3 separate regions of the Homo sapiens genome follow, and regions 1 and 2 are each linked to region 3. A link is a contact called in ENCODE Hi-C or POLR2A ChIA-PET data. All regions are on one chromosome and are shown on one strand. The core of a region is the stretch at or near the end of the contact, and the rest is flanking DNA. Distances in the headings are between cores, read along the strand shown.

What was found. Hi-C counts contacts between places; a loop is a spot of excess contacts on that map. ChIA-PET counts read pairs that join two places held with the same protein, here RNA polymerase II (POLR2A). Pooled maps may share reads with other maps.
Region 1: a pooled map shows a loop between it and region 3 (13-fold over the local background). The contact joins two enhancer-like sites. A Hi-C loop is called at or near these places in 1 of 37 single-sample maps with no recorded cell type and 8 of 50 pooled maps. POLR2A ChIA-PET finds 5 or more read pairs at or near these places in 2 of 52 experiments (MCF 10A and activated naive CD4-positive, alpha-beta T cell).
Region 2: a map of PC-3 shows a loop between it and region 3 (2.2-fold over the local background). The contact joins two enhancer-like sites. A Hi-C loop is called at or near these places in 1 of 168 maps with a recorded cell type or tissue (PC-3) and 6 of 50 pooled maps. POLR2A ChIA-PET finds 5 or more read pairs at or near these places in 1 of 52 experiments (MCF 10A).

The regions. Positions count from the first base shown.
Region 1 is chr6:7,071,982-7,075,344 of GRCh38, forward strand. No RefSeq gene overlaps it. Among named protein-coding and RNA genes, the nearest start is that of RREB1, 34 kb to the right of the region's middle. RefSeq lists an enhancer at 1,679-1,918. Within about 2 kb of position 1,955, at least 5 of the 41 ENCODE cell types and tissues checked have a DNase peak (open chromatin) inside an H3K27ac peak, as active enhancers do.
Region 2 is chr6:6,723,359-6,726,461 of GRCh38, forward strand. The region is part of intron 2 of LOC101928004 (a long non-coding RNA gene); the gene reads right to left. It overlaps LOC101928047 (a long non-coding RNA gene), which reads left to right. Exons shown (of 6, transcript XR_001743949.2): 5 at 1,423-1,942. Among named protein-coding and RNA genes, the nearest start is that of LY86-AS1, 100 kb to the left of the region's middle. RefSeq lists enhancers at 1,425-2,118, 1,435-1,494. Within about 2 kb of position 1,629, at least 29 of the 41 ENCODE cell types and tissues checked have a DNase peak (open chromatin) inside an H3K27ac peak, as active enhancers do; they include PC-3, where a contact is called at or near this core.
Region 3 is chr6:6,855,172-6,858,454 of GRCh38, forward strand. No RefSeq gene overlaps it. Among named protein-coding and RNA genes, the nearest start is that of LINC03055, 29 kb to the right of the region's middle. RefSeq lists an enhancer at 1,485-2,684. Within about 2 kb of position 1,565, at least 21 of the 41 ENCODE cell types and tissues checked have a DNase peak (open chromatin) inside an H3K27ac peak, as active enhancers do; they include PC-3, where a contact is called at or near this core.

The DNA of each region.
Region 1 (3,363 bases), core at 705-3,204, 220 kb after region 3:
CACTGGCCATGTGACCCTGGAGAATTTGACCTTAGAGTGTCTCAGTTATCTCACTTGTGTAATAGGGATCGTAGTAGTACCTACCTTATAGGGTCATAATAGTACCTACTGTATAGGGTAATTGAGAGGATTAGGTGATTACATGTCTTGCATATAATATGTGCAAAGTGCTCAGAATAGTCTCAGGCACATAGTAAAATTATATAAGTGCATGAACACCAATTATGTATATCTTCTTCAATGCCCCAAGAACGTTGTGGTTTTCTTTATAAAACTTGACCTGTAGAATATACAATCCAGTCATGTGTCACTTAACGAAGGGGAGGCATCCTGAGGAATGCATCATTAGGTGATTTTGTCATTGTGTGAACATCAGAGTGTACTTACACAAACCTAGATGGTATAGCCCACTACACACCTAGGCTATATGGTATGTAGCTTATGGCTCCAAGGCTACAAACCTGTACAGCATGTTATTGTACAGAATACTGTAGGCAACTGTAACACAACAGAAATTATTTGTGTCTCTAAACATATGTAAACATAGAAAAGGTACAGTGAAAATATGGTGTTATAAGGAATGTGTATATACTATCCCTCATGGGACCCCTGTCATATATGCAGTCCATTGTTGACTGAAATGCTGCAACTGTGTGTATTCCTACATCTCCCTACATACGTAGAATATATTATATTACATATGTATTAGTGTATAGTAAATATTCCTACATATCATATAATATATAGGAATATATATAACTTTTAAAATATATTAAAATACCTTAAAACTTTTGATGCTCTTATAAGTGGTATTTTTAAGTGTTTCTGTGTACAGTGTTGTGTTTAGTTAGTATGTTTTAAGAGCTGATTATGACCATCTTTGATAAATACTTAAATACTTGTGTTGCATGAGGTACTGCTTGGAGGCTGGGCACAGTGGCTCATGCTTGTAATCCCAGGACTTTGGGAGGCCGAGGTGGGCAGAACACTTGAGGTCAGGAGTTCGAGACCAGCCTGGCCAATGTGGTGAAACCCCCATCTCTACTAAAAATACAAAAACGAGCCGGGCGTGGTGGTGGACACCTGTAATCCCAGCTACTAAGGAGGCTGAGGCACGAGAATTGCTTGAAGGCAGGAGGTGGAGGTTAAAGTGAGCCGAGATTGTGCCATTGCAATCCAGCCTGGGCGACAAGAGCCAAACTCCGTCTCAAAAAAAAACAAAACAAAACAAAACAAAAAGAGAGAGAGAGAGATACTGCCTGGGACCAGAAATATGGACACTTTTATCTGGCTGATGGCCCATCACGATTACTGCTCTGTTCTCACAGGGTTGAACATTTTACTCACTTTACATGATTTTAAACCACTGTATCCCATTGACTTCTGTTGTTGAAACAGAGGATTTTGGCAGCCTGGTTCATTTTCTCTTGTATATCAGGTTCTTTGGGTTCACTATTTTCTTTTTAATAAGATCATGATATTTCAGTGTTTACCTATAGCTCACCCACCATTTAGGTTTTATTTCCAGTGCTCTCATGCTTCCCTAAATCCTGTACGAAAGATGCTATGTCAGGAGGCACGGTGACTCAGGCCTGTTGTCCTGGCACATAAGAAGGCGAGGTCAGGTGTTTGAGACTAGACTGAGCAACATAGGAAGCTCTCATCTATTAAAAAAACAACAAAAAAACCAAAAACAAAAAAACATGCTATGTCCTTGGCTATTCGAGCCACAGCTTTGTGCATTGACACACATCCAGCATCAGCAAGCTTTTTCTAAATGAGAACAAGCGTCATTCCTTTGTCCATTTGTCAGACTTGTCACATATGTCTCTATGGGATTATAGTTTTTTTAAAAAAAGAAAAGAAAGTAAAGGGGGAAATATCTGTAGGTTCCCCTTGCCTGTGTGTTCCTCTGCTTTCAGCTCTTCAGCACAGGCAGTCTCGGTCACGTGGCCCTGCTCACGCAGGGCCCAGACCCACGCTGCGAAGCTCTGTATGATTGTGTTTTGGGTTGCAGGAGGCAGAAACTCAAAGTGAAACCAATGAAAAAAACCAATGTGTTCTTAATGGTTTTTACCTAAACCATAAATCCCTCTCTTCGAGGGAGAGGGGAATCACCCAAGATTTGGCCCAGTTCCCTCATTAAGTTCCAGGGCTATATTTGTCTGTATTTTTTCTTTTCTTTTCTTTTTTTTTTTTTTTTTTTGTTCATATGTGTGTCAGTTTGGTGACGACCTGTGTCCAACTCACTCAAGGAAGATATTTAAAATGCAGATTCCAGGGCCTGATCTAGACTAAGGGAATAAGACAGTGGGAAGAGGAGGAGGTAGAGAGTTGAGTCTCCTGACTCCCTGGTGGTGCTGACAGTCAAACAGGACTTACTAACAATGATGAAGGTATTATGGGCTCAGATTTTTATCCATCACTACATTATCACTAAATTTTTTTTTTTTTTTGAGACCAAGTCTCACTCTGTTGCCCAGGCTGGAGTGCAGTGGTGTGATCTTGGCTCACTGCAACATCCGCCTCCTGGGCTCAAGCGATTCTCCTGCTTCAGCCTCCCGAGTAGCTGGGACTACAGGCGCACACCACCATGCCCAGCTAATATTTGTATTTTTAGTAGAGACGAGGTTTCACCATGTTGGCCAGGATGGTCTCGATCTCTTGACCTCGTGATCTGCCCACCTCAGCCTCCAAAGTGCCAGGATTACAGGTGAGAGCCACCGTGCCAGGCTTAATTTTTATATTTTTAGTGGACACAGGGTTTCACCATGTTGGCCAGCCTGGCCTCGAACTCCTGACCTCAGGTCATCCACCTGCCTCAGCCTCCCAAAGTGCTGGGATTACAGGCATAAGCCACTGCGCCTGGCCTAATGGAACATTTTTTACCAGGTTTAAAATAAGATATCTAATGCCAGATGCTGTGGCGCACACCTTTAGTCCCAGCTGCTTGGGAGGCTGAGGCAGGAGGTTTGCTTGAGCCCAGGAGTTTGAGACCTGCCTGGGCAACATAGTGAAACCGCATGTCTATATGAATAAAATAAATAAATAAATAAATAAATAAATAAATAAAATAAATGAAATAAGATAGCTAACACTTATTAAGTGCCATGTGTCAGGCAGGCACTTCACATTTAAACCTATGTGTAGGCTACTATTGTTAGTCCCACTTTATAGAAAAGGAAACTGAGGCACATAGAGTTTAAATGCTTTGCCCTGAGTCAAACACCTGAGGCAGAATTGTCATGTTCTTTGACAATCTTCAAAGCAAATTCACGATATTTGTTAATTACAAAATAACGGAGTCTCTGGCACAAATGGGCCCAAAGAGTCTGCTTGGATCATAATCATGCCTTGGTGCTA
Region 2 (3,103 bases), core at 379-2,878, 130 kb before region 3:
TAGCCTTAGAGAGCTGCTCACACGATCTGGGGCTGGATGAGCACCATCAGGCTTATGGAGAGAGACTAGGCCAAAAGTTCAGGCCAGTTCTGTTGAAAGAGAGAACACTTTAAAAAAAAAAATTGTGTTTCTTCAGAATTTGCTCAGGATTATCAGAAAAGAGAGAAGGAAAAAAAAAAACTTTCATCCTCTACAGTTGAGCAGGGAAGGGATGGGGAAAGACTCATTTCCTAATGACAGCCTTTTGTAACTGAAGATCTAAATAAGGTAAAAAATAAAAATGCTTCTCCATTTCTACAAGAAGTGGCCAGCCAGGAAAGGGACTTCTTGTCTAACCCTCCTGTGAAAATGAGGCTCATTCAGTCAGATTTCAACCCAGCCTTCTCCACTTTCTGCCTCCATCACCCTTCCGGGGGCAGAATTTAGCAGTGGTCTGCCACCCCGAGCAGCCGCTCCCACAGGAACTGCCTCATTAAGCTCTGTGACCAGTAACTCCCAACTTAGGAAAAGCTCAAGAAGGACCACTCTGCTTTGTTTGCACTTTTCCAAGAACCCTTACTACATAAAACGTTCTAAACTTGGGAACACTAACTTTTGCACTGTTTCCCACCGAGCCACAGAGCTCGCACCAGCATCACGCTCTCCCTTTGCCAGGATCTGAGCTCGCTGGAGGAAAATACAAGTTCCTCTTTCAGCTTCTTTCCTTCACTTCTGGAGACAAGCTTTCCAGCTACCAAAACAGAACGTTTCCCAGGTTTTCCTCCCACACCTATGAACTTTGTTCCTTGATTAAATCCTAGTTTCCCCTCTAAACAGAACTGGACTATGTCCAACCAATGTCTTCAGTTTCTGCAAACATTAACTCTGATGTTTTTTTTCAAGAGGTTTGTGTTCGGCTTTTGAGTAGGTTCCGGAGGCTGCCAGTGGAAAGTCTGAGGGGGGTATCAGCAGCATTTTACCCCATCCCCCGCATCCCCTCTGGCCAGCAGGACAGGAAAAGGAAGCCTGTTTGCGTGCACGAGCCTGCTGACCGGCCTTTGCCATGCGCTGTGCTTTCCTTTGTAGACACAGAGGGACTGCGAGGGAGGATGAGCAACTCCTTCCTAAGCTGGTAGGGTACATGGCTCCAAGAAACGCTCCTGGTCTGGAGTGGAATGTAGGACCGTTCTCCTCTCACAGCCAGCCACACAAAGCTACCTGTCTTCGGACATCTTTCCCCGACGCTTGAGCAGGCTGCAGGGAAAGGGGCCCGCTTACCCGGAGGAAGGAAACCCTCCGCAGACCCTCCAGGAAGGCAGGCCTGGGGCGCCCCTTCCCCGGGGAGCCTGGAAACCCACAAGGCAGGAGCCATTAGAGGGCAGCACGTGCCTGTCTCATAACACTGAGCAGACTCGTCTTTTTTTTTTCTTCTTCCAATTACAGGGTGTTTCAAAAAGCAAAAGTACCGTGGCTCCAGCGTCAGCAGAAAAACAAGTTAGAAAGACAGGCAGGGGAGGGGGCGATCCCTCCAACTCCAAAGCTGTGCCAGGGAGACACCGCTCTTGGGGAAGTTGGGCTGCAGCCCCCGCACGTGCTAGGAAGATAAGTGAAGGTCCCAACACATCCTGTCCCCTTAGAGCCCCTGGGGCCCAGCAGCCGGGCCCAGCAGCCCGACCCAGCGCCTAGAGCCCATTCGCAGACAGCGCGCTGAGGCGGCTTGGGCGCCATGCCCTTTGGGTTACTCAGCTCTTCAGCCTCCTGGAACGCTAGGACAAAGGAGTGCCTTGGTGCTGGCAGAAGCCGGGGGGCACAGCTGGGTTTTACAAGGAAGGACGAAATCTCATCTCAGCAATCGGGATAGATCAACCGTTGCCCGTCTGAGGTGACCCAATTCAGGGACCAGCCGCTTGGCTCTGAACACACACGTGTCACAACCCCAGCTCGTACCCAGGCCTTGCTAGAGGTAAGAACGTGGCATCCCTCCCTGGGACCAACTCGAGCGCCACTTGGGCGTCCCCTGCCAGGACCGCTCTGCATTGCAAAGGGCCCCTGGGGCGTTCAGGATTGGCCTCTGCCCCTCCTCCCACTGCACCATTCTCTTCTTCCCACCGCACATCTCTTCCTAATTCACCAAGGGGTTCCACCCCAAGGAAGAACTCCTTCGTGCTGGAAAAAGCCTGGGGCAGCACGGTGGGCCTCCCCCTCCATCTGGGTCACCAGAGGCAGGGAGGGAGGAGGCTTGTGTAATCTTACTATTCATTTCTCCGTGCAAGCTCCTCGGGACAGGCCTGAATTCATGATACCATCTCATTGGAAGACCTTTGCCCCCAAAGGGCCTGGGCAGATTGAAGCGTCTAGCAGAGGTGAGGGGTGACAGGTGACCAAACCCCAGCCCTGAGGTCTCACCACCTGCTCACAAGCCCAGAGCTGGGGTGGTGGGGTTCTCACTGCCTTCTCCCCATCCCCCTTCTCATTGCATTTCCTTTCCCCCACTCTGGCCTCGGAACCCAGGCGGCCAGTCCTTAGCCAGTCCCTTCTCGCTGTTGTCCAATCTGTCACTGTGCCTGACTATTCTTTAGGAAGTGGTTACTGTTTGTTGCACACCATTCACAAACACTTCATTTTCAGATCCTGCCCTCTGCACACTACGTGCTAGGACCTTGGCAGGCCCCGTGAGTGGCCAAGTTCCGTACTCTTGGTCATCAGCATCTGATCTGCCTCTGGAACTCCTCTTTCTCCTTCCTTGTTCAATTCAGCGGTTTCAGTTGACAAAGACCAGGGAGCCTCTAACCCCGGGGGCGTACTAACCATAGAAATATCACTCAGTCTAGCATAGAGTGCGCCTATAACTGAATGGGGAACTTCACTGATAGTGCTTCCAGTTTCCAATAGCATTAGGCTAGGTATTTGGACTACATTTCCCACTGACAACCATTTAAAAGCTGGATAAGATATAAAACAACTCAATCTTTCTGTTGAAATTGTCAAATAGTAAGAAGTAATACTGGCTGTTGATCCAGGGAATCATGAGGGACTGAGTCAGTCCTCTCTAATCCTATAGGCATCAGAAAAAATCATGGGTACAGTAATTCCAAAGTCAAACTGACAGGTAGTTTTCATGAAA
Region 3 (3,283 bases), core at 315-2,814:
AATGAATGTTTATTACTCCCAGGCTAATATTCAATAGCAACTTTTCCCTAAATCTATTTTCTGACGTCCTGAAGGACTTCTACTAGAGCCAGGAAGTATCATTAGATTTCCATCATTGACACCCTAACAAATCTTAGAGACTAAGGAGTCACATTTGCAGCCTGCTGGCCATCTCAAAAGCCTGTGCCTCTACTGAGGGAGTGGGAGAAAAAAGACCTCAGGACCAGAATTTAGTGAGATATTCTATAAACTCCAAATCCAACCATTTTCCATCCATTCATTCAACATATATTTATTGAGCTCCTCATGAGTGCCAGCCACCATCTAGGCATTGGAGATAGAGTGGTGAACAAGCCAACTAAGTCTCTGCTTCCATGGAACTTGTACGTTCTAGGGAAGGAGAGAAATCAGTAAACAAATGCATGTGTAAGACAATAGTCATCGAAGAGAATTTTAGGCAGGGATAAATACTACTAAGAAAACTAAGGCAGGCCAGTCATGGTGGTTCACACATGTAATCCCAGCACTTTGGCAGATCACTTGGCCCAGAAGTTCAAGACCAGCCTGGGCAACATAGTGAAACTCCGTCTCTACAAAAAAAATACAAAAATTAGCAAGTCTGGCTGGGTGCAGTGGCTCATGCCTGTAATCCTAGCACTTTGGGAGGCTGAGGTGGGTGGATCACCTGAGGTCAGGAGTTCAAGACCAGCCTGGCCAACATGGCAAAACCCCATCTCTACTAAAAATACAAAAATTAGCCGGGCATAGTGGCATGCGCCTGTAATCCCAGCTACTTGGGAGACTGAGGCAGGAGAATCGCTTGAACCCAGGAGGTGGAGGTTGCGGTGAGTGGAGATTGCACCACTACACTCCAGCCTGGGCAACAGAGTGAGACTCAGTCTCAAACAAAAACAAAAGCAAAAACAAAAACAAAAATTAGCCGGGCGTAGTGGCACGTGCCTATAGTCCCAGATACTCGGGAGGCTCAGATGGGAGAATCACTTGAACCCAGGGAGCAACAGAGTGAGACCCTTTCTCAAAAACGCAAACAACAACAACAAAAATTAGCCAGGTTTGGTGGCTTACACCTGTGGTCCCAGCTACCTGGGAGGCTGAGATGGGAGGATCAAGGATCAAGGAGGTTGAGGCTGCAGTGAGCCATGATTGCACTATTGAACTCCAGCCTGGGCAACAGAGCAAGACCTTGTCAAAAAGAAAAGGAAGAACGAAGGAAGAAACTAAGGCAGAATGGGAGATAGTGATGATGGGTGGGTGGGGTTGCATTCCACAGAGCTGTCAGATAATGGGAGGAAGGAGCTAGACATGGAGGGTCTGGGAAAAGCATCCCAGGATGAGGAACCAACAGAGATCCTGTGTCGCAGGACCAGGTTTGGAGGCTGCTGGCACCATGAGGACGTGAGGGCTGTAAGCTGGCAGAGCTCTTAGAGTGAGCATGCTGAGAGCTGTAGGTCATGGGTCGGAGCGTGGGTTCTATTCTACTGTGACAGGAAGTCATGCCGTGAGAGGATTTCCCCGCAGTGAAGTCAGGTGATTCGTGTCCTTAAATGCTGCCCGAGGACTTCTGAGTAGGTGGAGCCTAGGGAGGGAGAGCAGAGGCAAGGGGATCAGTCGAGCCCCGCTGGTGGGATGAGTCTGCCGGGACAAGGGGTGCTAGCTGTGGTCCTCGTCTGCCTTGTTCTCAGCTGTATCCTGGCCCCCAGATGAAGCCTGGCCACAGTGTACTTGGTAAATAGTGGTTGCAGGAATGACTGAAATCCTGGCCTGAGTGAGCTCACAACTTTCCATATGAGGCAAATAAGCAGATCTGTTGGTTATGACCCAGATACGTGGTGACCAGGGCAAACGTTTGTCAGAGGAGTGACGGGTGGGGGCTGGACTGTCTTCCCGGTACAGCTGTGGAGGAAAGCAGGCAGTGCAGCTGGGACATGCAGCCGCTGTCCCCTGGGGCTGGCGGAAGGGTGTGGAGTGACGGAGAGGGAGAGCTGCTGATCAGGGAGCTGGGCATCCCGTTGCAGCCTTACTGGGAAGCTTGCATCCCAGAGCCGACTTGCCTCACCTTTATTCAGGGATTCAGGCCCTTCCCCTCCCCCAAGGGCTTGCTTAATTCCCCTGGCTTCCTTGAGGCATACTCAGAAATTCCTTTCAGTTCCCCTTTCTGCTGGCTGTGCTTGAGGCAGGGATGGGCCAAATACCCTCCACGCCCTTGGTCCATCCAGAAGTACTGAGTCAACAGCCCTTTCCCAGAATCTACCTCCATCTCTTTCCACACCTGCAGCCGGACTGTTCCCAGGAATGAGGTGGGGCAGGACCTGAGAGCAAAGTGTGAGCTGGTGTGCAGAACCACCCGGAGGTGGAAGGAAGCTAGAATCTAGTGTAGGGTGCCTCTGACACTTGTCCCACACATAGATCTCCCAGGGATGACTGTGTGGGTCCGAGGTGGGATGGAAAACTTGCATTTCTTACAGGCTGCTGGGGATGCTGGTGCTGAGGCTTCCGATCACCCTGGAGGCACGGCTCTGTATGAAGGCAGGGTGAGGTTGGCAGAGGAGAGATAAATACAGTCACAATTTACTGAGTGCCAGACACCGGGCTAAGGGCATTATGTGAATAATCTCTTTTAATCCTCACCAGCCCTGTGAGTTGGCACCATTATTATGCCTATTTAACAGATGAGATTTAGAAAGACTGGTGAACTTGCTCAAGGTCACAGAGCTTGCAAGTGAGACTTGAACTCAATTGTCTGACTCCAGCAGTTGAACTATTAAGAGAAATTCCGAGAGGATAAATCTTGATCGTCTGACTATGATGTGTTGTAAGCAACAACTAGAGAAAAGATCAAGAAATGAAAAAAGATGCCCATACAGCCAACAAAGGGAAGGGTGTATATTGTATATGCAGCTATGACTGGACCCAGTAGAATTTCAGGATGCCTCAACTTCTGAACCAATCAAGATTAAAAATAGCTGTGACAAAAGAAAAAAGATAGCATGACACATTATCCTCTTTGCTTCGAATCTATCTAAAAATCTATATTTCAGGATAAAATTCCCTTCAGATTTAAAAATTTCTCTTTTATTTTTGTTGTTCTACCCCACCACATCCCAGGGCGTTTCGTTCAAAATATGTAGTAAGTTATTTCTCTAAATTGTCTTTGTTTTTTATGTATAAAGTATAATAGATAAGCACCTAGTATAAATTATTTCAGATTACTATACTACTGTACAAGGTAAACAGGAGATATGCTGAAATGCAGTTGTGGAGT